Linked DNA regions of Homo sapiens: region 2 is linked to region 1. The links are chromatin loops, found by intact Hi-C in ENCODE. Cell type or tissue: endothelial cell of umbilical vein. All regions are shown on one strand. Each heading gives the region's core, and the rest is flanking DNA. Links, peaks and the distances in the headings are about the cores only.

Region 1 (16,472 bases), core at 5,361-13,360:
AGCTGGATTGCTGCGGAATAATTGTTAAGAAGGCAAAGGGAAGGGGAGGTGGTGGTCACACACCATGGGGGGTGTAGGAGGAGCAAGGTGGGCTGGTGACTGAAGGAGGCCACAGTAAAACAATGTTTTCTTTGAGAAGGAGCCAGTGCAGGGGAGAGTCAAGGCAGGGGAGAATGTGGTGAAGCAAGCGGCACTGCTGAGGAGGGGTTAGAGCCCCAGGGCTGGGAGGCGGAGGGAGGCGTGCACTGCTGTGGAGGGGTTAGAGCCCCAGGGCTGGGAGGCGGAGGGAGGCGTGCACTGCTGTGGAGGGGTTAGAGCCCCAGGGCTGGGAGGCGGAGGGAGGCATGGGTGTGGGAGCTGTCTCGCTCTGTACTTTGTATCTCTTTATAATTTGCAAACATTTTAAAAGGTGGATTAATTTCCCTAATCCTGACAAAGGCCCTAGCAGGCTTATTTTGTTACAGTTGAGTAAACTGAGGCTATTTGGAGAGCACAGCCAACCTTACCAAATTCTTTGGGTGTTAAGCGGCGAGCCAGGAGCTGCATCTAGCGCTGGGACAGCTTTGGTGCCCGGTTTCTACACTGCTCTTGCTTAGTTTTGAGTGCAGCCTTTCTGGCAGTTTCTCATTGGTTTAAAGTCCCTCCTTATGTGGAGTCAGACAACTTTGATGGACTTGAAGAATTGAAGAGGCAACATAGTTTTTATCTAAGAGAATGGGATTTGGAGTCCCACTGACCTTTCTCCAAGCTGGTTCCACGGCTCTCTACCTGTCTGCTCCTGGTCTGAGTCTGAGTGTTTTCATCAATCAAGTGGGTCTAAGACTCCTCCTGCATAGCGCAGCTGTAGGGATTAAGCAGGATAATATTGAGAAATTCCCTGGGACTGCTTGACTGTAGTTTAAGAGCCCAATGTTTGGTGCCTGTCTCATGCCGTGGTCAGCTTCTGTGCAGCAAATAGAGATAGCGCGGTAACTCTGTGTGTGCTGTTATGGAGAGGTTTCCCAGATGTTACTAAGTAAAAACAATGCAAAACAAGGCACAGAACAGATTTTATGGTATGAACCTATTTGTGTTTTTAAAAAGGTATATGTACACATAAATAAAATAATTATATAAAAAATTTATGGAAGGTATACACTTATACACAGGTATGGGAGGTAGGGGTAGGTAGAATTATAAGAATGTATATTTTCCTGGCTGGGTGCGGTGGCTCACGCCTGTAATCCCAGCTCTTAGGGAGGCCGAGGCAGGCGGATCATGAGGTCAGGAGATCGAGATCATCCTGGCTAATACGGTGAAACCCCTCCTCTACTAAAAATACAAAAAAAAAATTAGCCCAGTGAGGTGGCAGGCACCTGTAGTCCCAGCTACTTGGGAGGCTGAGGCAGGAGAATGGCGTGAACCCGGGAGGCGGAGCTTGCAGTGAGCCAAGACCGCGCCACTGCACTCCAGCGTGGGCGACAGAGCGAGACTCCGTCTCAAAAAAAAAAAAAAAAAAAAAAAAAAAAAGAATGTATATTTTCCTGTACTTAATTTAAAAAACTTCTGCATGATTATTTTAGTGTTAGTTTAAACAGCAACAACAAAATATTACCCTTATGATATGTTCTCTATTAGCTTATTAGCTGTACCTCTTTTTTTTTTTGAGACAGAGTCTCACTCCATCACCCAGGCTGGAGTCCAATGGCATGATCTCGGCTCACTGCAACCTCTGTCTCCCAGGCTCAAGCGATTCTCATGCCTCAGCCTCTCGAGTAGCTGGGATTACAGATGCATGCCACCACATCTGGCTAATTTTAGTATTTTTAGTACAGACAGGGTTTCATCACGTTGGCCAGGCTGGTCTTGAACTCCTGACCTCAAGTGATCCACCTGCCTCAGCCTCTCAAAGTACTGGGATTACAGGTGTGAGCCACCATGCCCAACCTATACCTTTTTGTTTTATTTTATTTTTTTTTTTGGTGGTGGTTCTAAGATTTTCAATATTACATCTTTAAGTTATCACAGTGTACCTTCAAATGATATTATGCCACTTCACATGTAATATAAGAACCTTATAGAAGAAGGGTGTACTGCTCTCCCCCGTCCTTTTGCTATCAATGTCATACATTTTATTTCCACACATTTTAAACCCCACAGTACATTGTTATTACTTAAAAAAGGTCTGGCCGGGCGCGGTGGCTCACGCCTGTAATCCCAGCACTTTGGGAGGCCGAGGCAGGCAGATCACGAGGTCAGGAGTTCAAGACCAGCCTGGTCAACATGGTGAACCCTGTCTCTACTAAAAATACAAAAAAAATTAGCCGGGCATGGTGGCGGGCGCCTATAATCCCAGCTACTTGGAAGGCCAAGGCAGGAGAATTGCTTGAACCCGGGAGGCGGAGGTTGCAGCGAGCCGAGATCGCGCCACTGCCCTCCAGCCTGGGTGACAGAGTGAGACTCTGTATCAAAAAATAAATAAAATAAATAAATAAATAAATAAATAAATAAAAGTCCATTATCTTAGAAATAAATTTTAAAATAAGAATATCTCTTATATTAACCCACATATTTCTATTTATTTTTTCTTTTTTTTTATTCTGAGACAGAGTCTCACTCTGTTGCTTCGTCTGGAGTGCAGTGGTGTGATCTTGGCTCACTGCAACATCTGCCTCCCGGGTTCAAGCAATTTTCGTGCCTCAGCCTCCCAAGAAGATGGGACTACAGGCATGCGCTACTATGCCCAGCTAATTTTTTTGTGTTTTTAGTAGAGATGGGATCTTGCCATGTTGACCAGGCTGGTCTCGAACTCCTGGCCTCAAGCAGTCTGCCTGCCTCAGCCTCCCAAAGTGTTAGGATTACAGGAATGAGCCACTGCACCCAGCCCACATATTTCTGTTTCTAGGCTTCATTCCTTTTATAGCTCTGAGCTTGAATCTGGTATATTTTCCTTCAGTCTGAAGAACTTTAACTTTGCTTATAGTACTGGTATTTTGGTCACATGTTTTCTCAGCTTTTGTTTGTCTGAGGTTGTCCTTATTTCACCTTTATGCTCCTAGCACTTTAAGGATGTTCTGTTGTCTCAGGCTTGTCTTGTTCCTGAAGTCTGCTGTTGGTCTTACTTTTGTTCTCTAGTATGTAATATTCTTTTTCTCCTCCAGCTACTTTAAAGATGTTTTTGTCATTGGAATTTAGCAGTTTGATTACAATGTACCTTGGTGTAGTTTTCTTTGTGATTAGCCTGCTTATGGTTTGTTGACATTCTTGGATCTGTAGGATTATACTTTTCACCAAAATTTTGGAAAATGTACTGCCATTATTTTTCCAGTTTTCCTATCTCTCCCCTTGTTCCTCCTCAATCTTCCAGAGCTCTATTTACATTTATTTTAGATGCTAGATATTGTCCCACTGAGGATCCCCATTCCCTCCATCTTTTTTTCCTCTGTGATTCAGTTGAATTGTTTCTGTTGCAATGTCTTCGCGTTCTCTCATCTATTCTTCTATAGTATCTAACATGCTCTTTATTTTATTGTTACAGAGACAGGAGGATCTCACTATGTTGCCCAGGCTGGTCTTGAACTCCTGGGCTGAAGTGACCTCCCATGGTGTCAGGATTACAGGTGTGAGCTGCAATGCCCAGCCCTACCATGCTCTTAAGCCAACTCATCCGATGTATTTCAAAATTTCAGATGCTATTTTTTTTCTTTAAAAGTTCCATTTGGATTTCTTTCTTCGTATTCATGCTCTCTTTTAAATCCTTGAACAAATTTGTAATATTGTTTTAAAAATCTTATCTGTTATTTCCTCGTCACTCTCATTTTTGGGTCTAGATGGACTGACTTTCTTGTGGTTGTGGATCAGGCTTTCCTGCTTTTTCTTACCTCTAGTAATTTCTGATTGGATGCTGGACATAGGGAGTGTTACGTTGTTGAGCATCTGCGTTTTGTTTTCTGCATTTAAACAGTGTTGAGTTTTGTTCTGGCAGGAAGTTAGTTTACTTGTAGATCAGCTGCCTTCTTATAGGGCTTGTTTGCTGTCTTTTAAAAACAGGTCTAGGCCGGGCGTGGTGGCTCACGCTTGTAATCCCAGCACTTTGGGAGGCTGAGGCAGGAGAATCGCTTGAACCCGGGAGGTGGAGGTTGCTGTGAGCCGAGGTTGTGCCATTGTACTCCAGCCTGGGCAACAGAGCGAGACTCTGTCTCAAAAAAATGAATGAATGAATGAATGAATAAATAAATAAAAGCAGGTCTAGGTCAGGATTGGAAAACTATGGCCCCTTGCTTGTTTTTATAAATAAAGTCTTCTGGAACACAGTCCCATTGTTTGTGGATGGTCTATGTTGATTTCATGTGACAGTGGTAAAGTTGAGAAGTTGAGGCAAAATCTATATGTCCCACAAAGCCTAAAGTATTTATTATCTGCCCCTTTACAGCAGGAAATTTGGTGACCCCTAGTCTAGAGAAGCCTTTACTTTTGGTCTAGTTTAGCCCTGTGCCTAACGTTGTGGCCTTTCTGAGTCTCCGTGAGGGTCGTGGGTGCTTCATGAGGTCCCTTAATTCTTCCTCGTTGGAGCTTGAATGTTTCTCACCCTGCTCCGCTTCTCCTGCCCCTGTGGCTGCTCTTTGCCTGGCCTCCTGGAGTCTCACCAGCAGCACGCCCTGCCTTGCCTTCAGGCAGGGACTCAAGGAGCCCAGCTCCGTTTCTGCCTCCTCCGTGTGGCTGTCTCCTCCTTGTTACTCTGCCGCTCTCATTCTGGCTGCTGTGGCCATCATGAACTCAGACCTCTCTCTCCTCAGCTCAGTGACTGTCACGGTCTGCATGGGCCCCTGTCTCCATGCAGAAAGCTCCTGTGTCACGGGGCACACCTCATTTGTCTTCCCGCTCAGGGACCACGTTCCTGTATGACTCGTTGTTCAATGCCTGAAGAAGTGTTTTATGTATTGTGTTCAGTTTTCTAGTTGTGTATGGTGGGAGGGCTAGGCTGTTCCTACTTAGTCCATCTTTTCCTGGAAGTGGTAGTCCCCCCAAGTATGATATAGAAGGGGCAAATGAAAGAAAGTGCCAGATAGATGAATGATGCGTGACGGGATCACCTTTTATTAAGTAGGTTAGAGTAGCTGATGGTTGATTTTTTTATTTTTATTTTTTATCTTTTTGAGACAGAGTCTCACTCTGTCACCCAGGCTGGAGTGCAATGGTGCAGTCTCGGCTCACTGCAACCTCCGCCTCCTGGGTTTAAGCGATTCTCCTGCCTCAGCCTCCGGAACATCTGGGACTACGGGTATCCACCACCATGCCTGGCTAATTTTTGTATTTTTAGTAGAGATGGGGTTTTACCATGTTGGCCAGGCTGGTCTCAAACTCCTGACCTCAAGTGATCTGCCTGCCTCGGCCTCCCAAAGTGCTGGGATTACAGGCGTGAGCTACCATGCTGGGCCTGATGGTTGATTCTTTACAGTGAATAAGTTGTTATGTATTAATGAGTTGTTCTTTCACTGAACCTAATTATCCCCCCCAGTGGAGTTTCACTTTCCAACTTACACACAGCATTAATATTTAAGATTACATTGGTGTATCACATTAATAGTACAGATTAAAGTTTGGAAGAGTTCAGCTTTCATGATCCCTAGACAACTAATTTGCAAGGCTAGATTTAGAGTTTCTCCTTTCTCTGATAGAAACATTTGCATTTCACTTGGGCTTTATAACGCCAGGTAGGTCAGAGGTTGAAACTGAAATAATTGTTAAACACGTAAGAGGATTTAAGGATAAAATCCTCCCCTGTTTTGGTGTTACAGATCTAAATTGGGCACTCAGTCATGTAGTGCCAGAGTGCGGGATTTGGCTGGCTACCTTAAAGGTTTAGTTAATTATACAGAAATCCTCTTTCAGTGTTAATCATTGTTCATGTCCTATAGAAAATGGTCTAATTGTTCTTTTCATTTAGCTATTTTGTTTAAGAAGGTCCTTTCTAGTCTGATTTGATTTCTTTCTTTTTTGAAATTAGGAAGTAAAGAATACAGAAAACATCTATTTACAATTCCATCAGTATTTATAAAAACATCTGTGTGCCCCCAGCCCAGTCAAGATATAGAATATTTCAGTACCCTAGGACTTCTTTATGTGTTGCACCTTGATCCCAGTTACTCCTTTTCTTAAAGAGGCAAATACTTTTCTTCCTTTTGTTGGCAATAATTATCTCTTCACTTTTCTTTTGAGATCGGGTCTCATTCTGTCTCCCAGACTGGAGTGCGGTGGTGTGATCATAGCTCACTGCAGCCTCGACCTCCTGGGCTCAATTGATCCTCTCACCTCAGCTTCCCGGGTAACTGAGACTGCAGGTGCACACCACCACACCAAGCTAATTTTTGCATTTTTTGTAGAGACAGGGCTTCACCGTGTTGTCCAGGCTCCTCTCAAACTCCTGAGCTCAAGCAATCTGCCTGCCTTGGCCTCCCAAAGTGCTGGGATTATAGGCATGAGCCACTATGCCCAGCCTCTTCACTTTTCTTAATGGTTTTCCTACCTGTGCGTCTCTAAAAGTTGTACTTGCGTTTTCGTGTGTTGCTTCTTTTCTCAGTATCGTATTGATAAGAATCAGGTGGTTGAGAAAAACATTTAGGTATGCTGTAGGGATAGAGTAACTATTTTAAATTCTTTTAAACAAAAAAATCAGGTGCTTGAATATATGTTGTTTACTTCTATGTAATATCTCATTTCATGTGTACATCACAATTTACTTATCCATTCTACTGCTGAACAATGTTGAAATTAGCATTACATATTTATTTTAGAGACTGCGTCTCACTCTGTCACCCAGGTGGGAGTGCAGTGGCACCATCACGGCTCACTGCAGCCTTGACCTCCCACGGTCAGGTGATCTTCCCACCTCAGCCTCCCAAGTAGCCAGGACTACAGGCAGGTGCCATCATGCCTGGCTAATTTTTCTTTGTATTTTTTTGTAGAGATGGGGTTTTGCCATGTTTCCCAGGCTGGTCTCGAACTCCTGGGACAAATGAGCATTCTTATATATTCTGGTACACCTAAGCAGGCATAGGATATAAGATAATTATATATTTTCTTCTTTTTTTTAAAAAAATGCCTGTTCAAGTCTTTTGCCCAGTTTTCTGTTGAGTTGTGTTTTTCTTACTGATTTTAGGAGCTTTTATATATTTTGAATATGTATTATAAATACCTCCCAGCCTGGGCAACATAGTGAAACCCCATCTCTCAAAAACAAACAAACAAAAAAAGTAGCCGGGCATGGTGGTGCACACCTGCAGTCTCAGCTACTTGGGAGGCTGAGGCAGGAGGATGGCTTGATCCCAGCAGTTCCAGGCTGCAGTGAGTCGAGATCGCACCAGCACACTCCAGCCTGGGTGACAGAGTGAGACCCTCTCTCTAAAAAACCAAAACCAAAAACAAATCTCAAAATCTTTCCACTCGGAGGCTTGTTTTTTCATGTTCCTTATGGGGTCTTTTGACATTCTCCATTTTAATATGGTCTGATAATCAGTCTGTTCCTTTAAAGGTTGGTGCTTTTTTTGCATCTTATTTAGGAACTCTCTTTCTCCCTTGATGGCATGAAGTTAATCTGTATTATCTGTTAAGGCTTTATGCTTTTTCTTTCCTGTTTAAGTTTTGTATAAACTTTGTGTATGGTTTAAGGTGGGGATCTAGTTTCCCATGTGGATATCTAGTTGTCTTAGTAGATTTTTGTGAAAAGCTCATCCTTCTTCCTCAGTTGCAGTGCTCTGTCGTAGGCCAAGTAGGTCTGTTTGGGACTTGCTGTTTATCCCATTGATCTGCTGGTGTCATTGGTCAGCCCTAGCACCACTCTGTCTGCTTTAATTACTAGGGCTTTATAAAAAATGTGTGAAGGAAGCACTTGTTTTTCTTGAGAATGTCTTGGCTATTCTTGTTCTTTTGTTCTTCATATAGGTTTAACAATTAGCTTGACGAGTTCAAAGAAAGAAAATTTGGGGGGTATTTGATTGGGATTGCACTGAGCCTATACATCAATTTGGACAGATTTGATATCTTTTCAGAATTGAGACTTCTGGTCCACACACATGGCATATCTCTTATTTAGATAGGTCTTCTTTAATTTCCCTGAATTAAGTTATATGCTTTTCCCTGTAGAGGTGTTGCCCATCTTTTGTTGGAATTCTTTTAAGTACTTGATATTATTTTGATGCTGTCCTAAGAGGCAACTTTAAAAAATTTAAGTTTTTAGCCTGTTATTTGGTAGGTATATAAGAGTAAAAATTATTTTTTATATTGCTTTATATGCAGCATTCATGATATCTCCATGTCATCAGGAGCCCTGGCAGCCATGCACACAGCTTCCTGCCCCCTTGATCCTGAAGAGTGTGTAAGGCTGCTGGGGATCGGATGCAGTTATGTAAGGGGTGTGGATGCAGAGGAGCCAGCCGTGGTTTCATGCTGGTCTTGAGTGTCATTCTAATCATGAGGCCACCTTACACCCCTCTACTCCAGGACATCCCACAGATCAGAAGGCTCATGGGAACCCAGATGGAGAACCAGCTCCTAGCACTGGCCTTCCCCATTTATCTTAACTGGTGCATTTCCAGGGCAGCAGGGCTGCAAGAGTCAGCCCTACAGCTGTCTGCCCACATGCCTGGGTCGGGGGAAGTTTTGGGCTTCATGTCAATTCTTGAGTTCCCGAGAGTTCGTGTCCAGGTTGGGAATAACTTGTCCCACAAATGCCTGGTAGAACTTGCCCATAAGGTCATGTAATCCGAAAGTGTTGTTTGTAAAAAAATTTTTAAAGTTCTGATTTAAGCTTTTAAGATGGTTTTTTTTTTCTTTTTTCTTTTTTTTTTTTTTTTTGAGACGGAGTCTCGCTCTGTCGCCCAGGCCGGACTGCGGACTGCAGTGGCGCAATCTCGGCTCACTGCAAGCTCCGCTTCCCGGGTTCACGCCATTCTCCTGCCTCAGCCTCCCGAGTAGCTGGGACTACAGGCGCCCGCCACCGCGCCCGGCTAATTTTTTGTATTTTTTTAGTAGAGACGGGGTTTCACCTTGTTAGCCAGGATGGTCTCGATCTCCTGACCTCATGATCCACCCGCCTCAGCCTCCCAAAGTGCTGGGATTACAGGCGTGAGCCACCGCGCCCGGCCGGTTTTTTTTTTCTTTTTGAGTCAGTTTTGGCAAGTTACATTTTAAGAAGACTTTGTCTATTTCATCTAGGTTTCAAATTTATAGGCATAAAGTTGTTTGTAACATCCTCTTGTGATCTTTTTAAAGTCAATGGGACTGTAGTAATGTTTCCTTTTTATTCCTGACATTGAGATTTGTGCGTCCACTCTTTTTTGTTGTTGTTTTTTTGAGACAAGATCTTGCTTTGTCACCCAGGCTGGAGTGCAGTGGTGCGATCATGGCTCACTGCAGCTTTGAACTCCTGAGCTCAAGCGGTCTTCCCCGCTTAGCCTCCCAAGTAGCTGGGACTACAGATGTGTGCCACCAAGCCCAGCTTATTTAATTTTTTTTTTTTTTTTTGTAGAGACAGGGTCTTCTTATGTTTCTTAGGCTCATCTTGAACTCCTTGGCCTCGAGTGATCCTCCTGCCCTGGCCTCCCAAAGTGCTGGGATTACGGATGTGAGCCACCATGCCTGGCCCCCTAGTTTATTTTATATCTTATTATTTCCTTTTTTCTACTTTCCTTGGGTTTGTTTTATTACCTTTTCCGCCATTCTTGAGGGGGAGATTCTTGAGATGAGTACTTACCTTATTAGTTTTCAGCCATTTGTCTTTTCTAGTGTATGCACTTAGCATTTAGAAATGTAAATGCTTAATGGCATTCAACAAGTAGTAGTTTTTAAAAATATATTTATGTATTTCAGAGACGAGGTCTCCCTGTGTTACCCAGGCTGGTCTTGAATCCTGGCTCCTTCCGCCTTGGCCTCCCAAAGTGCTGGGATTATAGGCATGAGCCACCATGCCTGGCTGGATATACAGTATTTTTGTTCAGTTCAAATTATTCTCTAAATTTTATTTTGACTTGATCAATTTATTATTTAAAAGTGTTGTAATTTTTAAACATAGAAGACTTTTTCTAGGATTTATTTTTGATTTCTTAATTGCATTTTGATCAGTAGACGTCTGTCAGCAGGGCAGTAGCAGGTGCACCGCACGTCTGTAGGGGGAGCCATCCACACCGTTGCCATGTGCGAATGGCGCCCCCTCGTGTTGTGGATGGTGTAGGTTGCACCGCTGTGTGCACACGTGTGCATACATGCATGCACACGCTTGGAATTTCAGCTGCTCTGTCCCTTATAGGCCCGTGCGTGGTCAGTTTTTGTAAATGTTCCCTGTGTACTTGAACACGATGCGTGTCTACAGCTGTTGGTGCCACCTTTTATACGTGTCCATTAAGTCAAATATTTTATTTGTGGTGTACAAATCATTTACACTTTACTGATTTTTTTGACTGTTTCTATCAGTAACAGAGAGGTGTATTAACACTTCTCACCATCATTGTAAATATGTCTATTCTCCTTATTAGACATATTTAGATAGAATTCTCTGCCCATTTGTGCTTCATTTATATTTTGAGGCCATATTGTTGTAAAACTGTTGTATCTTCCTGGTAAATTGGAGTCTATATTGTTGTAAAGTGACTCTTTATCCCTAATAAAACTTTTTGCCTTACAGTCTGTTTTGTCTCAGGATAGTTACACCAGTTTTCTCTTGGTTAGTGTCAGTCTTGTTTATTTGTCCTTTTATATAAGTCAACACTTCTGTAGCCTTGTATTTTTCATATGTCTCCTATAAACAGCTTGTAGTTGGATTAAAACAGATCAGTCTGATGATTTTTGTCTTTCAGTTGGAGCACTTAGTCTACTTACAGCCATTGGGGCCTAAATCTGCCATCTCTTTTGTGCTTTCTATTTGTCCTTCCTGTAATGTTTTTTTAAATGCCTTTTTATAGATTGAAAATATTTAATTTCTTCCCTTTTACTATTTTTGAAGCAGTGCACTGTTTTTCTCTTGTAATGGTTTCTTAGAAATTACAGTAGGAATACTGAAAAAAGTACAACGTCCGTCATGACCTTTATTCTTTTCTTAGACAACCCAAGACTTAGGAAATTATTTAATCCGTTTGTTTCTTGTATGTGAGTATTGCTGTGTACAGTATTTTATTTTTAACATCCCAAGTTACCATCCTTGTTTTCGGCAGTCATTGTTCTTTCAGGCTGATGCACATGCTTTTGACTCTTCGCTCTCCTTTCCTTTAGCGTCTCAGAACTTTCCTATGGGGCCACCTACTTTGACTGAAAGACTTCAGAATTCTTTTCTCATGACGGTCTACTGATGCCACATTCACTTCGTTAGTCTGAAAATATCTTTTTTGTTTGTGTGTTTTTGTTTTTTTGAGACAGGGTCTCGCTCTGTTATCCAGGCTAGAGTAAAGTGGCATGACCTTGGCTCACTGCAACCTCCACCTCCTGGGTTCAAGCCATCCTCCCAACTCAGACTGTTGTGTAGCTGGGACAGCAGGTGTGTACCACCACACCCAGCTAATTTTTGTATTTTTTGTAGAGACGGGGTTTTGCCCTGTGGCCCAGGCTTGTCTCGAACTCATGGGCTCAGGCGATCCACATACCTTGGCCTCCCAAAATGCTGGGATTACAGGCGTGAGCTCCCATGCCTGGCCTCTGAAAATGTCTTTATTCAGTCATAATTCTTTTTTTTTTTTTTTGAGATGAAGCTTCGCTCTTTTTGCCCAGGCTGGAGTGCAGTGGCACGATCTCAGCTCGCTGCAACCTCTGCCTCCCAGGTTCAAATGATTCTCCAGCCTCATCCTCCCAAGTAGCTGAAATTACAGGCATGCACCACCATGTCTGGCTAATTTTGTATTTTTAGTAGAGATGGGTTTCACCGTGTTGGTCAGGCTAATCTTGAACTCCTGACCTCAGGCAATCCATCTGAACTGGCCTCCCAAAGTGCTGTGATTATAGGCATGAGCCACCACACCCGGCCTCAGTTGTCATTCTTGAAAGGTATTTTTCCTAGGGATGGAATTCTAGAGTGATGTTTTCTTTTAGACTTTGAGGACAGCTGGGACCTACAGGTGCATGCCACCACACCTGGCAAGTTTTACATTTTTTTTATAGAGCTAGGGTCTTCCTATGTGGCCCAGGCTTGTCTTGAACTGCTGGGCTCAAGCAGTCCCCCTGCCTCGGCCTCCCAAAATGCTGGCATTAGAGGCGTGAGCCATTGCGCCTGACTCTCCAGCTTATTTACAGTCCTTTCCACGGAAGTCACTGAAGAATTGGATAAGTGTACAGTCTATACTTTTCATCAAGCAATAGATAAAGAGGTAGCAGCAGGGTGTCATGGCCAGGGTGTCAAACTGTGTGGAAGCTGCAGTCCAGCTCTGGAGCTGGGCTTCATGCCCATCTCCAGTGCCATTCTCTTCGAAGGGCCTTGGACCTGCAGCCTTCCTGGAGGGAGAGGGTGAATAGCCAAGATGCAGAATGGGCTTTCTTTGTAATCTGGAAGACCTACGCTTAATGAAGCAGTGTCAGTTTGAACACTTCTTAGGCTTATGCAAACATGTTTAGGTTATTTTAGCTGATTGAAGGCAAAATATGGCCTGACGCTGTGATGTGCGGCGCAGTCAAATGCGTCAGACCCTGGCTGTGTTCACAGAGTGCAGCATCCAGACTGAGGGCGGAGATAGCCTCTCTGCTCATGAGCTGTCTCTAAAGAAGCGCCCTCTTTAAAAAGATTGCACGTTACATTGGAATTTATTCAAGGTGCGTGGCTGAGATAGTGAAGGGATGCAAACCGTCATCTGAGGAACTTAAGTCAGGGAGCTGGGTTGTTTAGTGTGGAGTAAAGGATCTTTCATGAGTGAGTGGTTGGGGGGGTGGTACATTTCACTCCAGATGTCAACAGTCATTGCGATGTTGGCACTGCTTTGGTCCTGAGTTTCAAGGGAGGAAATTGAAGGCTTGAGAGGTGAAGTAATTTGCAGAAGGTCCCCTGAACTCAGGCCTGACTGTCTCCAAAGTGGCGTGTCAGCTGAGGGAACACAGGGTATCTTGCAGTCGTGATTTCTGATCAACACAAGCTGTCCAGCTTCCCAACATGGCCAAACAACAGGACAGACGTGGCTGCTTTCCGTGGGCTCTGTTGCTTCTGATTTATGTGTGTCTTTTCTCTTTGAGTTGAAGCATTAGAAGGTGTATCCACCAAGATCCAGTAAAGAAGACAGAAAACACACCAGGTATCTCAACCAAGCGGATTTAGGTGGGGAACTGGTTTTACAGGCTTTCGAGGGGCTGAAAGGGCCAAAAGGAAACCTTGACTGAGACGGTAACTACAGGAGGCAGGTGCTGCTGCTAGGGCTGGGGGAACAAATAGAAGAGGCTGGAGTTACTTAAATCTAGATGGCTAGAGAAGGGACCCAGTGAGCTGGGGCTTGGGCCACTGAGGTAGGGACACAGCCTGGCGCTTGCTGGCACCGCTGCTAAGTGCACAGTGCAGGGGCCTGGGAGCAGAAGGAAGCAGGAGGGCATGGGGGCGGCCGGCAGCTGGGAAGGGAACCATCCTCCCTCCTCGCCTGCCAGCCTCCCTGGAGGGTGCTGGACAGGTTTGAACTTCATGTGGTAGCAGTAATTTTAAGGTTTTGTTTTGTCCCCTTGCAACTCTCCTTACTTGCTTTGTCCCCTTGCAACTTATAACTACCTTACACAGGTACTCTGCATTGGTACTCTGCACAGGTACTCGGGGTTATTATTTACATATGGGATCTGAGCCTCCTGTGCTTTGCCCGAGTTAGGGCCTCAAGGACTTTGTGGATCCCTTCCTGATCTTTTATTTATTTATTTGTTTATTTATTTATTTATTTATTTTGAGATGGAGTTTCGCTCTTGTTGCCCAGGCTGGAGTGCAATGGTGCGATCTCGGCTCACCGCAACCTCCGCCTCCCGGGTTCAAGCGATTCTTCTGCCTCAGCCCCCTGAGTAGCTGGGATTACAGGCATGCACCACCACTCTGGCTAATTTTGTATTTTTAGTAGAGGCAGGGTTTCTCCATGTTGGTCAGGCTGGTTTCGAACTCCCGACCTCAGGTGATCCGCCTGCCTCAGCCTCCCAAAGTGCTGGGATCATAGGCGTGAGCCACCATGCCCGGCCCTTCCTGATCTTTATGGCAAGAGGTTTTTGCCACAACAACACTTCACACCTGACTGAAGCCCAGAGAAGCCCACGTCACGATGGCTGGAGGCAAGGAAGAGGATCTAGTCTTTTCTCTCTCCCAGAGGCGGGAGCCTTATGTCCACATCACTGTGAGCCTGCTGGCCTTGCCCAAGGACTATTCTTTTAAACTAAGAGAGTAAATTAAGATATTTCCGAGGGGTCTGGGATCCATGTAAATGAAAAAGTTCAACCTTTTTTGTAAGCCATGTTCTTAAAAATCTGCATGTGGGGTAGTTAAGTGTCACTTACTAGAGTCGAGGATTTCAGCGCAGGTCTTTTTGAAGTTCTGAGATGAACTTCTCCTCCTCTTTATACTTCTCATTCCAAGGATGCTGAGTGTGGGATTATTCCTGATGCAGTGCTGCCTAGGGAGAGGAGCCTCAGCACGGCATCTATCATGGGCTGCTTTGCTTCTGTATTTAGAAAGAGAACTAGAATTTTAAAATAATTGACTTACAACTACTTAGAAAAGAAAGGGCCAAATACTATGTGCAATCATGGCTTCCTCACGGTCAGGCATGTTTCCTGATCTCATCTCCTTTTTCAGGAGACTCTTTGGAAATACATGCATATATTTCATTATTGGGAATTACCAATAATTTAACCACTTTTGTGCTATTAGACATTTAGGTTGCTTCTGATTTTTTAATATTATAACTCATGTTATGATGAGACAGTGTATAAATCTTTGTTCAGATTTCTGGTTATTTTCTCAGTATGGTTTCTGGAAGTGATAGAAATAACTGGATAAATAATAAATAACCTTTAGGGGAATTGGCACGTTTTGCAAAATTGCTGTTTGGGAAGTTTGTCCCATTTTATGTGCCCGCTCGTGGGGTCTGAGGGAGGCTTTTTCCTGGCTCGGCTGCCAGCCCTGGGCATTGCCATTTGAAAATACCTTTGCAATTAAGTAGACGCTTGACCGTTTCATTGTTTTAATTATACTTTTCGATTATTAGTGTAGTTGAGTATTTTTACATATGTTTATGGGTCAGTTTCATTATGTTTAATTGTTTATGCCCTTCGTCCACTTGTAAGTAAAACAGTGAAGAGTGACCCGTGTGGGGTTTTTTGTGTTTTGTTTTGGAGACAGGGTCCCACTCCGTTGCCTGGGGTGGAGTGCAGTGGCATAATCACAGTTCGCTGTAGCCTCGAACTCCTCAGCTCCAGCAATCTTCCCACCTCAGCCTCCCGAGTAGCTGGGACCACAGGTGCATGCCACCATACCCGGCTAATTTTTTATTTTTATTTTTTGTAGATACGGGGTCTCCCTATGTTGCCTAGGCTGGTCTCAAACTTCTGAGCTAAAGTGATCCTCCCATCTCAGCCTCCTAAAGTGCTGGGGTTGCAGGCATGAGCCACCATGCCTAGCCTGTGTGGCCTTTCATACTAGGTGAATCTGTGGCCACCCACATCCTGAGAATTGTTTTGTTCCTCTTCCAACCTAGAGGAAGGTCCCCTTGGAAGTGTGGCTTGGGGCTCTGTGATTGAACCTTTCCTATTCATCATTTTCGTCAGTGTGTTGGATACAGATTTGGAAGGCGTGATTACTGAGTGCTGATGATATAAAGCTGGGAAGGACAGGTACTAATGTAGATGAAAGACTCGTGATTTACTCCAATCTTGAAAGGATGACATGCTGGCAGATTGTGGTAAAATATAACAGAGATACTTTGAAAGTCCTGCATTTAGTCTTCCCTTTCTCTCCCTTGCTCCCTTCCTCCCTTGCTTTCTTTCTTCCTTCCTTCCTTCCCCCTTTATTTGTCCCATCAATTGCGTAAATGCAGGTAAACATTTAGCCATTCCTGTGAAAGCCGCTGTGTATGTGGTGGCCTTAATCATTGTCCATTTTTGGGCCTGTGGATCCCTGTTATTCTCTGCAGTGGAGACTGCACATCGGGCCAGTGCATGCCTGCTATTCTCTGCAGTGGAGACCGCACATCAGGCCAGTGCATGCCTGCTATTCTCTGCAGTGGATACCGCACATCGGGCCAGTGCATGCCTGCTATTCTCTGCAGTGGAGACCGCACATCGGGCCAGTGCATGCCTGCTATTCTCTGCAGTGGAGACCGCACATCGGGCCAGTGCATGCCTGCTATTCTCTGCAGTGGAGACTGCACATCGGGCCAGTGCATGCCTGTTATTCTCTGCAGTGGAGACTGCACATTGGGCCAGTGCATGCCTGCTATTCTCTGCAGTGGATACTGCACATCGGGCCTGTGGATCCCTGTTATTCTCTGCAGTGGAGACTGCTCATGGAG
Region 2 (16,472 bases), core at 474-8,473, 320 kb after region 1:
GTCCCATTCCCTCTGGTGACATTACACTTTCCCTCCCTGGCCATGAGCCCTGGCACACACGTGGTGCCCACTTAGAGGCCTTTACCTCCTATTGGCGCCGTCGCACGATGCGTGGCCCGCAAAGCCCGTTTCTTTGGCTCTGACTTCAATATGTATCTTTGATGGTCATCTAGGTTTTGTTCCTTCACCTCCGCGATCTGCCGTGACTCCATTATCCATTCTCCTGTCTGGGGACAGTGAGGCCGGTTCTAGTTTCTTCTTGCCTTTTGTTCCTTTTCTTAATAAGCAAACTCAGAATTCAGCCCCTGCCACCATGGAGCCCCACATCCAACACACCCTCACTCGCTGCACCCAGCTCTGCTGGGCCCCAGCCTACCCGGCCCCCAGCCTGGGCATCGGTGGGGAAGCTCTTCTCCGGCATATGGTGGCCGCTCCCCTCTCATTCAGAGCCCCCATCTGGCAGCACCTTCCCAGAAGCCTCCCCAGCCCCACGCCCCACCTGGAATCAGGCTTCCCCAGCTGCCCTCTGACCCTGCTCCCTTTTCCTGCTTTATTTTTCTCCTGAGGACTGTGGACTGCAGACGTGCTGTACGTGTAACTTGTTCATTGGCCCGGCCCATCTCTCTCCCCTGGAGCTTGAGAGCCGCACGTGCAGGAACCCAGCCTTGTTAACCACTGTCTCCTCCCACCCTGTCCACACCCAGTGCCTGGTACGCAGTAGGTGCTCAATACACATAAACGGGCACGTGTGTGGTGCGTGTTCTTCAGCGTGGATACACGTGAGTGCCTCTCGCCACCTTGCCTCAGAGTGAAGCTGCTGCGTGAACGGTGCCTGCACCTTCAGCTTTTGTAGATGTCGCCCCAGGCCTTCCACGGGATCCTCTGTTCTAAAGCGCAGGCGCCCCCATCTCGCCACTCTCTACCACGCCGGTCTTGGCCAGCCTTTGTCTGTCTGATAGACACACCTGGTGTCTCCTTGTGGCATGAATTTGCATCTGCCTTGATTGCAGTGAGGTTACAGCCTTGCAGCCTTACAGACTCGCCTTGTGTCGTTTATCTTTCTCTGAGTAGTTTGTAATCAGCATTCATCACAGTTCTGGGTGCTGATTCCTGGCTGAATATATCCATCGAAAATGCATCTAATCTATGACTTTTTATGATGCCTTTGGTGCCACACAAGCTTAATCTTTTAGTTTCTCTTTTTCTTTATAACTTGGGCCTTTTGTGTCTTGTTTTTCCTATTCTCAATGTCCTAAACATATTCTCCTACATTTTCTTCCAAGATTTAAAATTTTCCTTTTTTGTGTTCATGTCTTAAGTATATCCTGAACCACATTTTGTCTCTGTGGTGAGGTGGGGATCCAGGTTGTATTTTTTCTTTATGCCACCCCAGACCCTTCATCAGACAGCCCGTCCTCCCGCCAGTGCTTCTCAGCGTCTCCCTGGCCATCAGTCCTTAGGGTCTGAGTGGGGGCTCCATTCTTAGCAGCACCCATCCCATCCACGGCCGCGCCGACACCCCACACAGCCGCCCCGACACCCCACGCGGCCTCGCTGACACCCCACGGCCGCAGCAACACCCCACACGGCCTCGCCAACACCCCACGGCCATGCCGACACCCCACACGGCCGCACCGACACATCCCACGGCCGCACCGACACACCCCACGGCCGCACCGACACCCCGCATAGCCACCCCGGCACCCCACGGCCGCGCCGACACCCCACACAGCCGCGCCGACACCCCACACGGCCGCGCCGTCACACCACAGCTGCGGGGGCAGCACCTTTGAGCCCGCTCCTCAGTTCGTTTCTCAGAACTGTCTTGGCCGCTCTTAGCCCTTTGCTCTGCTGTATACATTTCACAGTCAGGCTTTCTGTGTCGACAGCAGCCTCACTGGGGTGTTGTTTGAATGGCGCTGAATTGGTGGATTTCCCTGGGATGACTGACTTCCTTGCATCATGAGTCTTCCTGCTCCTGAACAGGGTGTATCTTTCCATTTACTTAAGTCTTCTTTATGTCTTCAAGACAGTCTAACTTTCTGCATAAAGGTCACAGGCATGACGTTACCTTTCAGTTTTTGTAATTTTAAGTAATATCTTTTTTAAAACCTGTTGCTGGCAAAAAAAGAAAGAATGCCAGTGGGCTGGGCACGGTCCCTCACGCCTGTAATCCCAGCACTTTGGGAGGCGGAGGCCGAGACGGGCGGATCACGAGGTCAGGAGATCAAGACCATCCCGGCCAACATGGTGAAACCCTGTCTCTACTATAAAAAAATTAGCCAGGTGTGGTGGTGCGCACCTGTAGTCCCAGCTACTGGAGGAGAATCACTTGAACCGGGGAGGCGGAGGTTGCAGTGAGCGGAGATCACACCACTGCACTCCAGCCTGGCAACAGAGCAAGACTCCATCTCAAAAAAAAAAAAAAGAATGGCAGTGGACATCTGTGTTTCTCTCTTGAGAGTAAACGAAACCTTTCTAACCTTTTACCTTTGATACGACATTTGCTGTAGATTTTTTGAGTGGGTGCTCTATATCAGTTTATAGAAATTCCCTTCCCTTTGGTTCACTCTTTTTATGAGTGCAAATTCCCATTCTATTCTAGTTAGTTAAGAATTTTCCTGATAAATGGAATTAATTTCTTTGAATGTATTTTCTGCATCTCAGAATGACCCTGTGCATGGCTGTTTGTTAGGGTAGGGAATTACATGATTGAATTTCTTGTGAAATATCCTTGCATTTCTGGGGGCACCCAGCGTGGTAATGTCCCCTGACATCGCTGCCTTACGCTCACCAGCTATTTCTTTGGGCGCTCCCCATTGGCATTCACGAGTGGGTTGGGCTGTGACTTTTCTTGTCCTGACCTGGCTGGTTTAGACATTGAGTCTGTACCTGCCTAGTAAAACTGGCTCCTCCGGGCATGGTGACAGGTGCCTGTAATCCCAGCTACTTGGGAGGCTGAGGCAGGAGAGTTGCTTGAATTCGGGCAGCAGAGGTTGCAGTGAGCCAAGATCACGCCACTGCACTCCAGCCTGGGTAATAGAGTGAGACTCCATCTCAAAACAAAAACAAAACAAAACAAAACAAAACTGGCTCAGGAGTGTACCCTCATTCCCTGTCCAAAAAAACTGGCTCAGGAGTGCGCCGTCATTCCCTGTCCTCGGGGGCAATTTTTATAAGACAAAGATGATGTGTTCTTTCGGTGTCTGAGTAGAATTTGCCCCTGAACTGTCTGGGCTAGTGTAGTGTTGTGAGGGTGGGTTTGAATTCTGTATTCCATTTCTTTAATGCTGATAGGATTATTTACATTCTCTATTTCTTCATAAGCTAGCTTCAAAAAGTTTTATTCTTCTAGGATTTTATTCATTTCAGCTAAGTATTCTCATTCTTTCCCTTGAGGCTGTCTGCAGTATTCTCATGAGTCTCTAATCTCTGCTGTCTCTTTATTGTTTTAGCTGCTTTTACTGATATTCCCAATCTGCTGCCTCTTTAGATATGTCCCCGTTTATTCCTATTGTTGTTTATTTGCCTTTTCCCCTTTTTCCTGATTAATCCTCTAAGATGTTTGTTCATTTCTTTAGTGTCTTCAAGTTCTAACTTTTAGGCTTTGTGGATTTACTGCATTATTTTATCTTTATTTTTCTATTCCAGTACTTTATTTTGTTTCCTTTCTACTGTTTTCTCTAGGTTCACTCTCTTGTCCTGTTACAGTTCTCAAACAGAAAATAAAAACAGCTCATTAACTTTGAGTTTTTCTTCCTTCCTAATGTGTGTGTTCAGGTCTGCGGGACCCCTGCCCCGGCTCCCCCAACCCCTGCCCCCGCTCCCCCCCCGCTCCCCCCACCCCCCGCCGCCCCGACTCCCCCCGCCCCGGCTCCCCCCGCACCTGCTCACCCAACCCCTGCTCACCCCGCCCCTGCTCACCCCGCCGTCTCCGTCTAGTGAGTTTTGATGATGGGCTTTTCACTTGTGTTCAGCTTCAAGCTTTCTTTCTACTTCCATTGTGGTTCCTGGGGATGGCGGTCCAGCCACAATGACAGCAGCGCATGACAGGAGCCCAAAGACCCGAAACAGACGCAGGGCATCCGCCAAGGCAGTTCCCACCGGGCAACCCTGTGGGTGTGCTCCCAGCCTTGGCCAGCTGCTGCCTTGAGCACCTCTGGATAGAACGAGTCCAGAGCTTGCACCATGCCCTCCAGGGTATGGAGAACTGAAAGGTTCACTACACAACAACCCAGACACGCCAGCTTAGCCCAGACACGCCAACTTGTTAATTTTCATTGAGAAATAACGTTGCAGCTTTGTGCATTTGGCTGTCCACTAAAATATGCCAAGTGCCCAGAAAGCGCAGAGTTGACTCCGTATATTCGAGTATAAATCAAGGTATTGCCAAGTCACCAATGAAATATATTCTAACGTCACTTGTAAGATGTTTGTTTTGAACTGGAATACACTTTTTAAATAGAATTAATGTTACATATAGTGGTTAGGTTTCCAGGCTAGCCTGCAAGAGTCTTTTAAAACCTGTCTGCAGAAATTCTACTTATAAATCTACAATGAAAAAAGGTATTTAAAAATTTTTTTTTAAGTACTAGAAAATGTAAATTCATAGTATTCTGTTTTGATTACACATTTCCCCTGGCCCCGGCCACAGCTCCTGTGAATAGCTCTCTAGCGCCTCCAGCAGGTTAGTGCCACCTCTGCCCCAGTTCACGCTCATCAAGGTCAAGGTGATAGCTCCCTTCCGTCACGTGTAGGTTAGAGCAGGAGTCTGCAAACTCTTCCTGTGAAAGAGCTTTGCAGGTGGGACTGCCCCTTGGCACTTCCCCAACACTGCCAGTGTGGTGCAAAAGTAGCCAGAGACCGCGTGTAGGTGAATGAACTTGGCCATGTTGCTATGTAACCGTGTGGACTGAAGTTTGAATTTTGCGTAACTTCACATCACAAAATATTGTTCCTTTGATTTTTTTTTCAACCACTTAAAAAGTATAAGAACCATACACAGGCCATAGAAAAACAAGGCTGAGTTCAGCTCAGAGAGCCTGACAGTAGGGCACACCCTGCCCGCACCCTGGCCTCCAAGGATACTCCTGTGAGTCAGAGGGCTTGGGATTCTCCCACGGATTGGACAGATATTTTGACAGTGCCCCCACTGTGCATGCTGGGGCACAAAAGTACAGAACAGGCAAACCCAATGCCACCTGTGTCGAAGCCAGTACCATCGGCTCTGGGCATCTCCCACCCCTCCCTGCAGAAGTGGGCGTCCTCCCTCTGCAGCCAAGGGGACCGGCGTTTACTCAGGTTGACTCCTGGCCAGGAGTCGGGGACTCCTCTTTGTGCCCCAACACATCCTTCTCTCAGCCGGGCATCTGTGGCCGTCTCCTCCCCGCCTCGCAGCCACCTGAGCCAGCAGCTCTGGCCTGGTGGTCGCAGCTCTCTCCCGGGTCTCCCTGCTTCCACTGTGGCCCTCCTGGGGCCGTGTGCTCACTGTGGCCTTCCTTTTTTTTCTGAGATGGAGTTTTCCTCTTGTCACTCCAGCTAGGGTTTAATGGCGCGATCTCTGCTCACTGCCTCCCGGGTTCAAGCAATTCTCCTGCCTCAGCCTCCCAAGTAGCTGGGATTACAGGCGCATGCCACCACACCTGGCTAATTTTGTACTTTTAGTAGAGACAAAGTTTCTCCAAGTTGGTCAGGCTGGTCTCGAACTTCCAACCTCGGGTGATCTGCGCGCCTCAGCCTCCCAAAGTGCTGGGATTACAGGCATGAGCCACTGTGCTCGACTGGCCTTCTTCTTTCACAGGAAGCGACAGCAGCATCACCCCTCGGTGCTCACCTGGTGACCGTCTGCCAAGGGCCTGGTGGCCCCGCCACCCTACCTGGCCCATGCTCCATGGGGTTCTCGGTTCACTCTCGTCCCTCCACTCACACGTATCTGGCCATCAAGTAAGAATCAAAATAAAAAGTTGCACCTGGCCTGCAAGTGTGCAGAACCGCACCTTTTGTTGATCCAGGAAGCTCAAGCCAGGCAGTGTGGCGCTGGGTCACCATGGCACCATTGAGAGCTTCCGTCTGCAGGTCCCCACGCCCACAGCACCTCCCTTTCCCCCTGGGCATTTGGATACCACATGGGCATCTCCCCTTCTGCTGGCGAAGGCTACAGAAAGTTCACAGCTGTGGAGTTTCCAGGTGGCTGAACTTGCTGAGGCTGCTGTTTGCTGTGCGCGTGCCATGCCTGAGGCCCTGGGTGCTGTCCACAGGCAAGAGGGACTGCGGAGGCCCCGCCCAACTCCTGTGTGAAACTTAGCTCTTGTCTGTGATGAGTGAATGCCGTTGTTATCCTCGGTACTGGTCTCGGTGGAGTACAGGGCGAAGAATCGCAGTTTCATTTGAGGGCCACCCAGACGGGAAGCACACAGCAGCCTGGGGCCCGGACACAGGGGCTTGGCCTCCATGAGTTTTCTCCTCTGCCGGTTCTTTCTTTTCTGTCTTCTCGAAGGAGCTGGACTCCCCATTCCACCATCCTTCTTATACAATGTGATTCCTGACTTTTTTTTTTTTACTGGAGAAAACTGAGTTTTATTCGTATATCATTCAAATCTTAGGAAATTTGACAGGAAAGAGTTTCACAATGAGCTGGAGTTTAGGAAGGAAAGAAAACAAAGTCGCCCCTGCAAAGCCAGCCTCATTCATATTCAGTGAGGTGTCACTCACACCACCTGGAAACCACCGTGCTTACCTAAGTGTTTAGAAGTCATAACTTACACAGAATCCCATTGTGCACAGCACTTCCCTGTTTCCAGCCAATTTCTTCTTTCATTTCAGCCAAAGAACAGCAATCTCTTTAGTCCTTTCAGTGAAGATTGCAGAGGCTTTCAGAACCATGGCAACCTGGAGAGTCCATGTCTCCCCATCTTTCCTGGTGCCCCAGAAGCCCTGCCCCAGCGCCTCCCCATCTTTCCTGGCCCCCCAGAAGCCCCGCCCCCAGCGCCCTCCCTGCTCTGCCTTCCCCAGAGCACTTGCATTCTTACACCCTCAGTCACGTGTTTCCTTTCTTCCCCGTGGCAATGAAGCCCCTTGGCTGGTACTTGGCTTCCTTTGATCGCTGATGGAGCCCAGGTTCCCCCAGCAGTGCCTGGCCCTGGTGGGGCAGGATAAATGTTTGTGAAACTAAATGGGAACCCAGGTCTCAGCACTGTGTCAGGTTCTAGAATCTTCTTTGATGTCTCCATCCTGCTTGTTTCTCACTCAGCCCTTCGTCTGGCCTGACATCCACAAGAATCCCCTACCTCAATCCCTCCTATTTCCAGTGCCCCCATCCCACCAGGCCTCGTTGCCCTGGGTCTTGCTCTCTGCAGACCACAACTGGGCAGGCCCTCTTTCACACCAGCTCCTCACCACCCTCCAGGTGAAGCCTTCGTTAAAACCGCATTTTCTGTAGAGGCCAAACCATTGTCTGACATTCAAGGCCTTCCTTCAGCCTCCTGCCCCCCGTCTCAGCAGCAGCCGCTCCACTGCACCTGCCCGCAGCACCCCTGGCTGGCCCCTGGCCCGGCCCCTCTGCCATCCGTGCAGCTCAGAGCCAGGTGGTCTTGCCGGGAGGTTGCCTGGCCCACCGCCAGGATCCCCATGTAGGTGCCTGACCCAGTACATCAAAGCATGATGTCGCCATTTTTACCACCACAGTCCTATAAAGTTGTTTCTTGCTAACGCATGGATGTGTGGACACAGGCCTCACCTGTCCCGGCCCCCAGCCCATGCGTCTGCCCTCTGCACTTATCTGTGTTCCTGACGGCCACAAGTGGCCGTGGAGCTGCTCAGGATGGAAGGATGGCTGGAGACGGTCTGTGGCCTGTGTCCACATGTCCCGGGACCCAGCCTGAGGTGCCCTCCTCACCCCCAGACACCCATGCATGTGGCCCCACACCATGTCACTCCCACGCTCATCCGTCCAGCCCCAGCTCCCAGCTAGAGTGCAGTCCCATGGGGGACCACGCTGCTGTGTGCTCCACCCGCCTTCCCTCCCGAAACCCTGCGTCTCGGCCAGAGTCCAAGCACACCCGTGCTGAGAGGCGAGGCGGGAGTTAATTCTGCTCGGGACTCTGGTGGCCTGAGAAGGCTCTTCCCGCAGAAACAGCCTCATCCCGAGAGCGCTGGCAGGAACGCAGATCAGAGGCCTGGGCTAGATGGGACCAGTTTTCACGACTCTGCTAGATACGGTGACATTTTTTACGGTTTTGAAAATGAGTTACCATAGAAATGGATCCAGGATGGACTAATGCAAGGGAGGGGAGGGCGAGAAAGGAACACAGCCCTGCGGAGCCTGGAGCCGGCCCTGGTGCAGCTGTGGCAAGCGCCCTGCTCACCCAGAGGAGGAGCTGGGGGCCCTGGCCAGCGGCAGAGCCAGAAGCCCCGCAGGCCGCCTGTGCTCTCCACACCTGAACACGGGATTCTGCGGGAGAGCTGGTGTCAAGTCCTGACCCCTCTACTTCGTTCCGAATCTGGGAGCCAGAACTACTGCCTTTGGAGGAAAGAGGAGCCCGGAGACCCGAGCCCAGAAACTGGGGCACTGCCCGGCTCCTGGGAGGCCACAGAACAGTGGCGGCCCCTGCACCCCAGGCCTGCCCAGGCCTCTCAGCCGCACACATTGCGGCCGGCTGCACTGCGGCATCATTGGTGTTCACAGGACGGGCCATAGCAACTGCTTCTCCCTTGGTTTATTTTTTAATGTTTCTTAAAGACGGGGTTTCGCTGTGTTGCCCAGGCTGGCCTCGAACTCTTGGGCTCAAGCAATCCTCCCACCTCACCTTCTTGGGTACCTAGAACTACAGTTTCCTTCCTTTTTTCCAAGGCATCGAGAAGCTGAAAGAGTCCTTACAAGCCCCGCGTGCAGCTCCAGAGACCCCCAGTAGTGAGTTCCGGCCAGGCCTCGAGGTCTGGGTTTCAGGGCAGAGAAGGTATTGGTTTCTGCCTTTGCAGAAAAAAAGCCTGGTGCTCGCTCAACCAAAAGAAAAGCTAGGCAGGGTTTTTGCCAAAGGAACTGTGTAGGTTTGGAAGGAAAAGGCTTCACAACCCAGAAACTGGAGTTACTCTTGTCAGAAGACGGTGGTGAGAAAATGAACAACAGTTTTCCAATGCTACAGGATTATGTTTTTAGGACAAAAGTCCTTAACTAAAGGCCATTATGATGTTTGTCTCGTAGGGGTACTGAATATGCTGAGAAAACGATGCAGACGCACCGCCCACCCGGCCCGGGAGGTGCTGCGTCTTCCCTGTGGGCAGCTGCAGGGCCCACGGCTCCGGCCGGCCCAGGAGGAGGGAGGGCGGAGCGGCTGGTCAGCGTGATTCTCGTAACAGCCACACCGAGTTGTGGGTGCAGCCCCTGAGGGGTCAGGAGGGGTCACAGGAAAGGGGCCGCTGCGGAAGCCCTCGGCCTGGGGCACTGGTTCCCCAGGATGGCAGAGGGTCTTGGCCATCACAGACTGGGTGAGCACATCAGAGGGCGTAACCCGCTCTGCCAACCCCTCAGCCTTGGGGTGGCGGCTGGCAGCTGTCACCTGCAGGAAGACTCTGTCTTCTCTGAACTGCTCCGACAGCCGGGGAGCTTCTGGGATTCAGAGTCAGCCAGAGCTCTGAGTAAATTTCCCCGCCGTGTATGCTATTTGGAAAGCTGTGGCCATTGGGCTCTGAACAATAACTTCTAAAACCATTCATTATGATCTTTTATTACTTTTAGTCTAGACATGAAAATAGGTTCTCCGTGCTTACAGGGAGTTCTGTGAGTGCCAGCAGGGGCCCTTTCTAAGCTCAACATCCCCGGTCCCTGACTCCCTGCCGGGCAGGACCCAGGCAGCCCCACCTCCTTCCTGGTGGACTCGAATCCGATGGGAAGTTCTCTGCGGTCTGTTTTGGGGACTGGCAGATTTTACAACAGGACAGTTCATACAACGGAGCCTGAGAGAAGATTGTGGCCAAACCAGGGAAAGACGTGAAATAAAGACAGCAGTTCCGTGATCACAGCGTCATACTTTTTACTAGTACATAGTTATAAAATCCACTGTCACTAAAAAGACTGGCAAAAATTAGATTTTTTTTTCCCCTGTTGAGTCGCAAACAGTATTTCGACTTTGATATAAGTGGAAGTCTGCACGAAGGTCGACAACAATAGCGTTGGCCCTCGGTACGCGTGGGGGACTCAAGGGCCCAGGGCCCACGACGCTCAGTCCTGCTAGGAAAGGCGTGACAGCTGTGCATCCCCCACACACATCCCCCATCGTGCTTGCATCTTCTCTAGTTTCCTTATAATGCCAAACCCAGCACAGTGTGTCAACAGTGGTTATGCTCTCTTGTTTTTTTTTTTATGTGTATTACTTTTTGTTTTGTTTTCAAATATTTTCGATCTGCGGTTGGTTGAATCCATGGATGTAGAGGGCCAACTGTAATAAAAATCTGTTTTTAAAAATTAGATGAAAGTGGCCAGGCGCAGTGGCGCATGCCGGTAATCCCAGCACTTTGGGAGGCCAAGGCAGGTGGATCACGAGGTCAGGAGATCAAGACCATCCTGCCTAACACGGTGAAACCCGTCTCTACTAAAAATACAAAAAAAAAAAAAAAAATTAGCTGGGCGTGGTGGTGGGCACCTGTAGTCCCAGCTCCTCAGGAGGCTAAGGCAGGAGAATGGCATGAACCCAGGAGGCAGAGCTTGCAGTGAGCCGGGATCGCGCTGCTGCACTCCAGCCTGGGCGACAGAGCGAGACTCTGTCTCAAAAAAAAAAAAAAAAAGTTAGATGAAAGTAGCAGCTAATACATCTCACACACACCCCCACCCCGCCCTGCACATTGCCAGGGTCCTTACCTGGAGTGTCCTGTGGAGCCCTGACCTAGACCCCGGGTGTCCGCGTCTGTGGCCCCCACATTGTGGGTGAGGCTTGAGCAGCCACCAGCCTGCACCCTCCTCGCAGTCTGCCAGGGCCGCCGGGAGTGGGGGGCCTCCTGCCGTGCCTGCCCTGGGTTCCGGGCTTGCCCAGTGCCCTATTCTTCACAGTGGCCTGGTCCTCACCCCCGGGTCTTGTGAGGAGGGTTCTCATATAAGGCCAGCTGCCCCTCACAGCCCCTTCACGGGGCAGTCGAGCCTCGTGGGGAGCTGCTTCAATGCCTCACTCAGCTGTGGGGAGCCCAGGACCCCAGAATAATCAAGGGGAGTGGGTCTCAGGTGGGCAGTCATCAACGGGCATCTTACGGGGCCATCCTGTCACCCATGTTAGAGAGTGTCGTGGAGCTAGGCGGTAGCGAACTTCGCCAGTGAGGCCGCATCTCCTCCTCACCAGGGCCTGTCGCGGGAGGGAATTCAAAGCCAAATCTCCTAGCCCACCCACCCACTCTAAAAAAAAAAAATGAGGACGCAGCCATCGCCGATGTCCTTGTGTTGCACGGAGCAGTTCCTAGGAGCCGGCTCCGCTGGGGTAGAGGAGACTCTAGGGATGTTCCTACAGTCTGGACCGATTTTACATTTCCGAGACTTGCTTGTGGATCTACACGGCTATCGCAGAGCTGTGCAATCTGAGAGCTGGAAGGCTTCGGTTCTGTCCCAGTACACGCGGTGCAGGACCACGGTTGAGCAGAAGGTGCATCTGCGTGGCACCGTGGCGCTGAAGTCCAGGTGTGCTTGGGCCCTAGGCTCCCAAGACGTTCCCACTGCCTCCTCCTGGGCACAAGGCTCAAGCACAGGGACCGCCGGCCAGGCACACATGTGTATGGGCAAGACCCGCAGGGGACGTGTCCCTGGGAAGAATGCTTCCTTTGGTTGAAGGCTGTAAACTCGCCCTGTGAGGTGAGACATGTCAGCTCCCAGAAAAGGTCCCAGCCTCTCATGATTCACGCCAGCACAGGCAGCACAGCAGCAGAGCGTGACCTCCTAGATGGCAGCGTGACCTCCTAGATGGCAGCGTGACCTCCTAGATGGCAGCTGAGCTCAATTCCACACGGCTCAGTCCTGGAGACAATCACTCACTGCAACACGCATTCCTCATGGGGGCCTCTTCAGGAGCCACGGGCATGGGGCTTCCCTGACCTCTGCACTCACGGTGGGGGCGCGCACAGCAGGGGTAGACACTGGCCCGCCATATCTGGAGCTGAAGTAGAGCCCGTCTTGGGCTCGCTTAGCGGAGACCATAGGTGGAGGTGAGCCAGTGGCCTCAGGCATCTGCAGAACCCACGCACACATTGACTTTCGCACCCGCCTCCATCTCCGTGGACTTGACTGTGTCGTGCAAAACCCACTCCACGTGCGCAGCTGTGTTCCTGCAGTGACACGAGGCCCTCCACTGGCTTTCGATGCTTCAGCTCTTTCACCAACAATCAGGTGGACTGGAATCACACCTCACTCGAAACCCTTTGAATCTCTATTTAGTGAACAAGCACTTGCTTCTCAGCAAATTGTCTAGCTTCCCCAAAAATAAAGAAGATGGAGTTCTGTGTGGCTGGATCCCTTTTCAGCTCCCAGCACTGAGGGCAGGGCCCTGTCTGCCTCCGCCTCTGGGTTGAAGCCTGGCAGTAAACTGGCACTCCTGGTGCCCGCAGGCAGGGGAGGCAGCGCCTGGCCCCGCTCTGCCCTCCACGCTCAGCGCCTCTGGTCCTCGGCCCAGCCCTTGCTGGACATGCAGCCTCTACCAGGATTGCTGCTTCCCTTCTCGGCCTCTCTGGGTCCAGCGTGGCGTGGACAACAGTTCGGCAATGCCTGCTCCATCAGCCTCCTCCCTGGCCTCAGCCAATGCTGACTGTGCCAGGAGCCCACATAGCCCGTGCCTGCCCCCCCTTCTGGTTTCCAAGTGCTCACAGCCTCCACCCCACAATCTCTGATTGGCTCCTGCAGGCTTCCGTCAGGTATCCCCCAAGGCTCCGCGTCCCCATCACCTCCGTGTTTTATTGTTCAATGTCTTAGATCTTGTTTGTGCTACCCCCTCTCGCTCCACCCCTCCTTTGCCCAGAGAATGATCCTCCTTCCCTTCAAAGCCCAGCTCCTTCGTGCCTCTTCCACCAGGCCTTCCTGGCCTTCACTTCCTAGCCCACTGCTGACAGAAGGAGTCACTCTCGCTCCTTCCTGCATCTCCCTGAGGCCGCACGCTGTCGTGGACGTAGCATGGCTCAAAGGTTTGATGGGTGTGCGTTCACATCCTTCATCCTCTGGGCCTCACCTTCCTTGGCGACGCTGGGGGTAACACCTGCCTGTAGGATTGCTGGGGAATTAAATAGGACCGAGCAGCCGCACCGACGAATCCTCACCGACGAAGCCTCAGCGCTTCCCTCCATGCCCACGACTCACCAGTGTTATTTATAAATGAGTCTGAGTCCCTGCTGGGTCCTGCCTTGTCTGTCTTTGTATCCGAGTATGCAGCACAGAACCTTGCATTGAGTGTTGGGTGAGTCGGGAGAGGCTTAGGGACAAAAGTCACAGCACATCAACCTTTCGTGAAGTCCTAGCATCTCAGAGCAGGGCCAGTGCCTGGAGGTGGACAGGAAGCACGTGGAGGTGGGCAGGAAGCACTCCCTGGGTCACAGTGCACAGCAGCACGTGCTGAACTTGGTGCAGTGCAGACGTCCATGCCACATGCACCACTACCCATGGGCTGCGGCAGCTCCTAGAAATCTAGGATGTGACATCAGACGCTCCTCCGGGAGTGTGGTCATGCCCTCCGATCCGCTGAGGCATTTCAAGGAAAGTTACACCCTTTCCAACGCAGTTTTCCTTTTAGAAAGATTTGGCCTCAGTAGATGAATCCATGTGATCAAGCCTAGTGATCAGCTAGGATTCTTGAATCTCGGGACCCGTTGCCAGAATAACAAAATGGGGGCTTCCTGTAACCTCGGCTCTTTAAAGCAACACTTCTGATACCAGGGTTAGGGTTTCAGAAAATGCAGCCGCCTTAGGAGCCTCATTGGCAGCTACTTTCCACTAAAACATCTTCCATTTCTCTCTCTCAGGAGTTTCCTTTAACAGTGTTTACACTCAGATTTGGAGAGTCCTGCTGCACCTGGCTGCTGACCCCTATCCAGAGGTCTCGGACGTGGCCATGAAAGTACTCAACAGCATCGCCTACAAGGTACGTGCCGGGCGCTCCCCACCGCGCTCCAGCTGCTGGTTCTCGGTTACGAGTATGCATGCCAGGAACTCCAGGTGTGCCCGGGTCCACACCACAGTTTAGAAAGTAACAAAACGAGCTTCAGCAAATATCTTAAATCTGGAGATGTACACAGTACACCCCAAACTGTGTCTGTGCAGCTCCCACGTGGGCAGAGGGTGCTGGATTTACTGATGCCTGTCAAGGCAATTAGGGGAGGACTGACATTATCTTTCAGGATCCTCTGGTGTCTGGGTGAGCTACAGTGCTGGCCCTTCTTCCATTTTTTTTTTCTTTCTTTACTTAATTATTTATAAGAGATGGGGTCTCCCTGTGTTGCCCAGGCTGGTCTTGAACTCCTGGGCTCAAGGGATCCTCCTGCCTCAGCCTCCCAAAGTGCTGGGATTACAAGCGTGAGCCACTGCACCTGTTTTTTGTTTTTGTAAGACAGTCTCACTCTGTCCAGACTAGAATGCAGTGACCTGATCACGGCTCACTGTAGCCTCCAACTCCTGGGCTCAAGCAATCCTCCCACCTCAGCCTTGGAAGTAGCTGGGACTACAGGTGCACACCACCACACCCGGCTAATTTTTAAATTTTTTGTAGAGACAGAGTCTCAGTGTGTCGCCCAAGCTGGTCTCTAACTCCTCAGTTCAAGTGATCCTCCTGCCTTGGCCTCCTGAAGTGCTGGGATTACAGGCATGAGCCACCACACCCAGACTTTTCTTCCCTTTCTGATAGCAGTAATTTTTGACTCATTCAAAACCCTTCTAGTTAATGGTTTCTTATTCATGGCCATTCTAGCTCAAGGGAACTTTTCAAAGAATCAGTTTTTGGTTTCATTGGTTTTTCTCTGTTGTTTGTCCATTTTCCATTTGATTGATTGAGCTTTCATCAATAAAGCTTGCTTTCTTCTGCTTACTTTGAGTTTAATTTGCTCTTCTCATCCTAGTTTCTTAAGGTAGAAGCAGAGGTCATTGATTTTAGTCCTTTCTCTTTGGGGACTGTAAACTCTTCTCAGTCCCTTTTGTGAGCTCTGGGCATTTGGCCTACCGCCTTCCCGCTGTTTTTTCTCTGCCTCATGGGTTGTCACTCTACCCTTGAGCAGATGAATACTTAGTCAAAGACCCCAGGGGCCTCTCCTGCAGACCTTGGAAGCTTTCCCCTCTCCAGTGCTCTGTCCTGCAAATTGTCACCACCTCAGCCTCCCTGGAGCCCCAGTCTCTGTCTCCTGTTCCCTGAAAGTGCTGGGCTCCCCGTCTCTGCACTGTGGCCTGGGACTGCCTGAAACTACCTGCAAGCCGGACACAGGGCAGCTGTTTATTTCCGTTCTCTCAGGGATCACAAGCCCGTGACACCCAGCACCCAGTGTCCAAAAACAATTGTTTACGGTATTTGTCCTGGTTTTCTAGTTGCTTATGGAAGTTGGATGATTTATGTGGAATTAGAAGTCACTCATTATAGCACTTAAAAATTTTTTGGTAACTTTTTGATAAAACTTCAAAAGCTTACAGAAATGTTGCAGGAAGAATGCAGGGAAAGGCCACACTCTTGCAGCCTCTGTGGTGTTCTACGTCTTCATCTGACCTCGTCACGGCTATGGCGTTGCCTCGGGTATCACTCAGTGCCAGGGTCTGCAGGGTCGAGGAGCCACGGCTTCCCATCCTAGTCCATCGCTTTTTCCAAATGAGCTATCGAGTCTCCCCCTCTCATTTGCTGTGGCCTTCTGGGTCCTGGCCGGCCATCGAGCCAGGGTTCCTGCAGCTCCTCAGCTCCTTTTGCTGATATTATACTTCTGTGGCTTTCGGTTCCTTCAACTAAGTTATTTTCTGTTGGTCTAGTTATATCTTAGATGGAAATCACCTTACCGTCTGCAGTTGGTTCTTCTTCAGTTCTTTTTTTTTTTTTTTCTCTTGCTCTGTTGCCAGGCTGGAGTGCAGTGGCACAATCTCAGCTCACTGCAGCCTCCGCCTCCCAGGTTCAAGCAGTTCTGCTGCCTCAGCCTCCCAAGTAGCTGGGACTACAGGCGTGAGCCACCACACCCGGCTAATTTTTGTATTTTTAGGAGAGACGAGGGGTTTCACCGTGTTGGCCAGGATGGTCTCGGTCTCTTGACCTCGTGATCCGCCTGCCTCGGCCTCCCAAAGTGCTGGGATTACAGGCGTGAGCCACTGCGCCTGGCCTGTTCTTTATGGTATCACCGGTATAGTCACAAGTAGCCTATTGGCCAACTTGGAAAGGTCCAGATTGTTTAATTCTGCACCGGCCTCCCCTCCTGCAGCGGACTCTGCCACTTCCTTCGTCACCGCATCCCTGCAGCGGATTCTGCCACCTCCTTCGTCACCGTGTGGTGTGGCC

What was found. Peaks named below come from ENCODE experiments on the same cell type or tissue, not always from the same donor. Only the 100,000 strongest peaks of a DNase experiment are listed, where the experiment ranks them.
Region 2: a loop joins it to region 1, with 23 times the contacts of the local background. A loop is called at or near these places in 9 of 110 quality-filtered maps.

What each region holds. Positions count from the first base shown.
Region 1 is chr17:80,565,344-80,581,815 of GRCh38, forward strand. All of the region lies in intron 1 of RPTOR (regulatory associated protein of MTOR complex 1), which reads left to right. It overlaps LOC105371922 (a long non-coding RNA gene), which reads right to left. Exons shown (of 5, transcript XR_007065932.1): 2 at 14,461-14,624; 3 at 738-841. Among named protein-coding and RNA genes, the nearest start is that of RPTOR, 29 kb to the left of the region's middle. RefSeq lists an enhancer at 10,006-10,300. In endothelial cell of umbilical vein, for the core only: a CTCF peak has its summit at 10,145 (motif pointing left); a DNase peak (open chromatin) is centred at 10,178.
Region 2 is chr17:80,894,834-80,911,305 of GRCh38, forward strand. RPTOR (regulatory associated protein of MTOR complex 1) reads left to right here. Exons shown (of 34, transcript NM_020761.3): 21 at 13,978-14,096. Among named protein-coding and RNA genes, the nearest start is that of CHMP6, 89 kb to the right of the region's middle. RefSeq lists enhancers at 15,559-15,788, 15,909-16,098. In endothelial cell of umbilical vein, for the core only: a CTCF peak has its summit at 4,694; a DNase peak (open chromatin) is centred at 6,688; H3K27ac peaks cover 850 bases.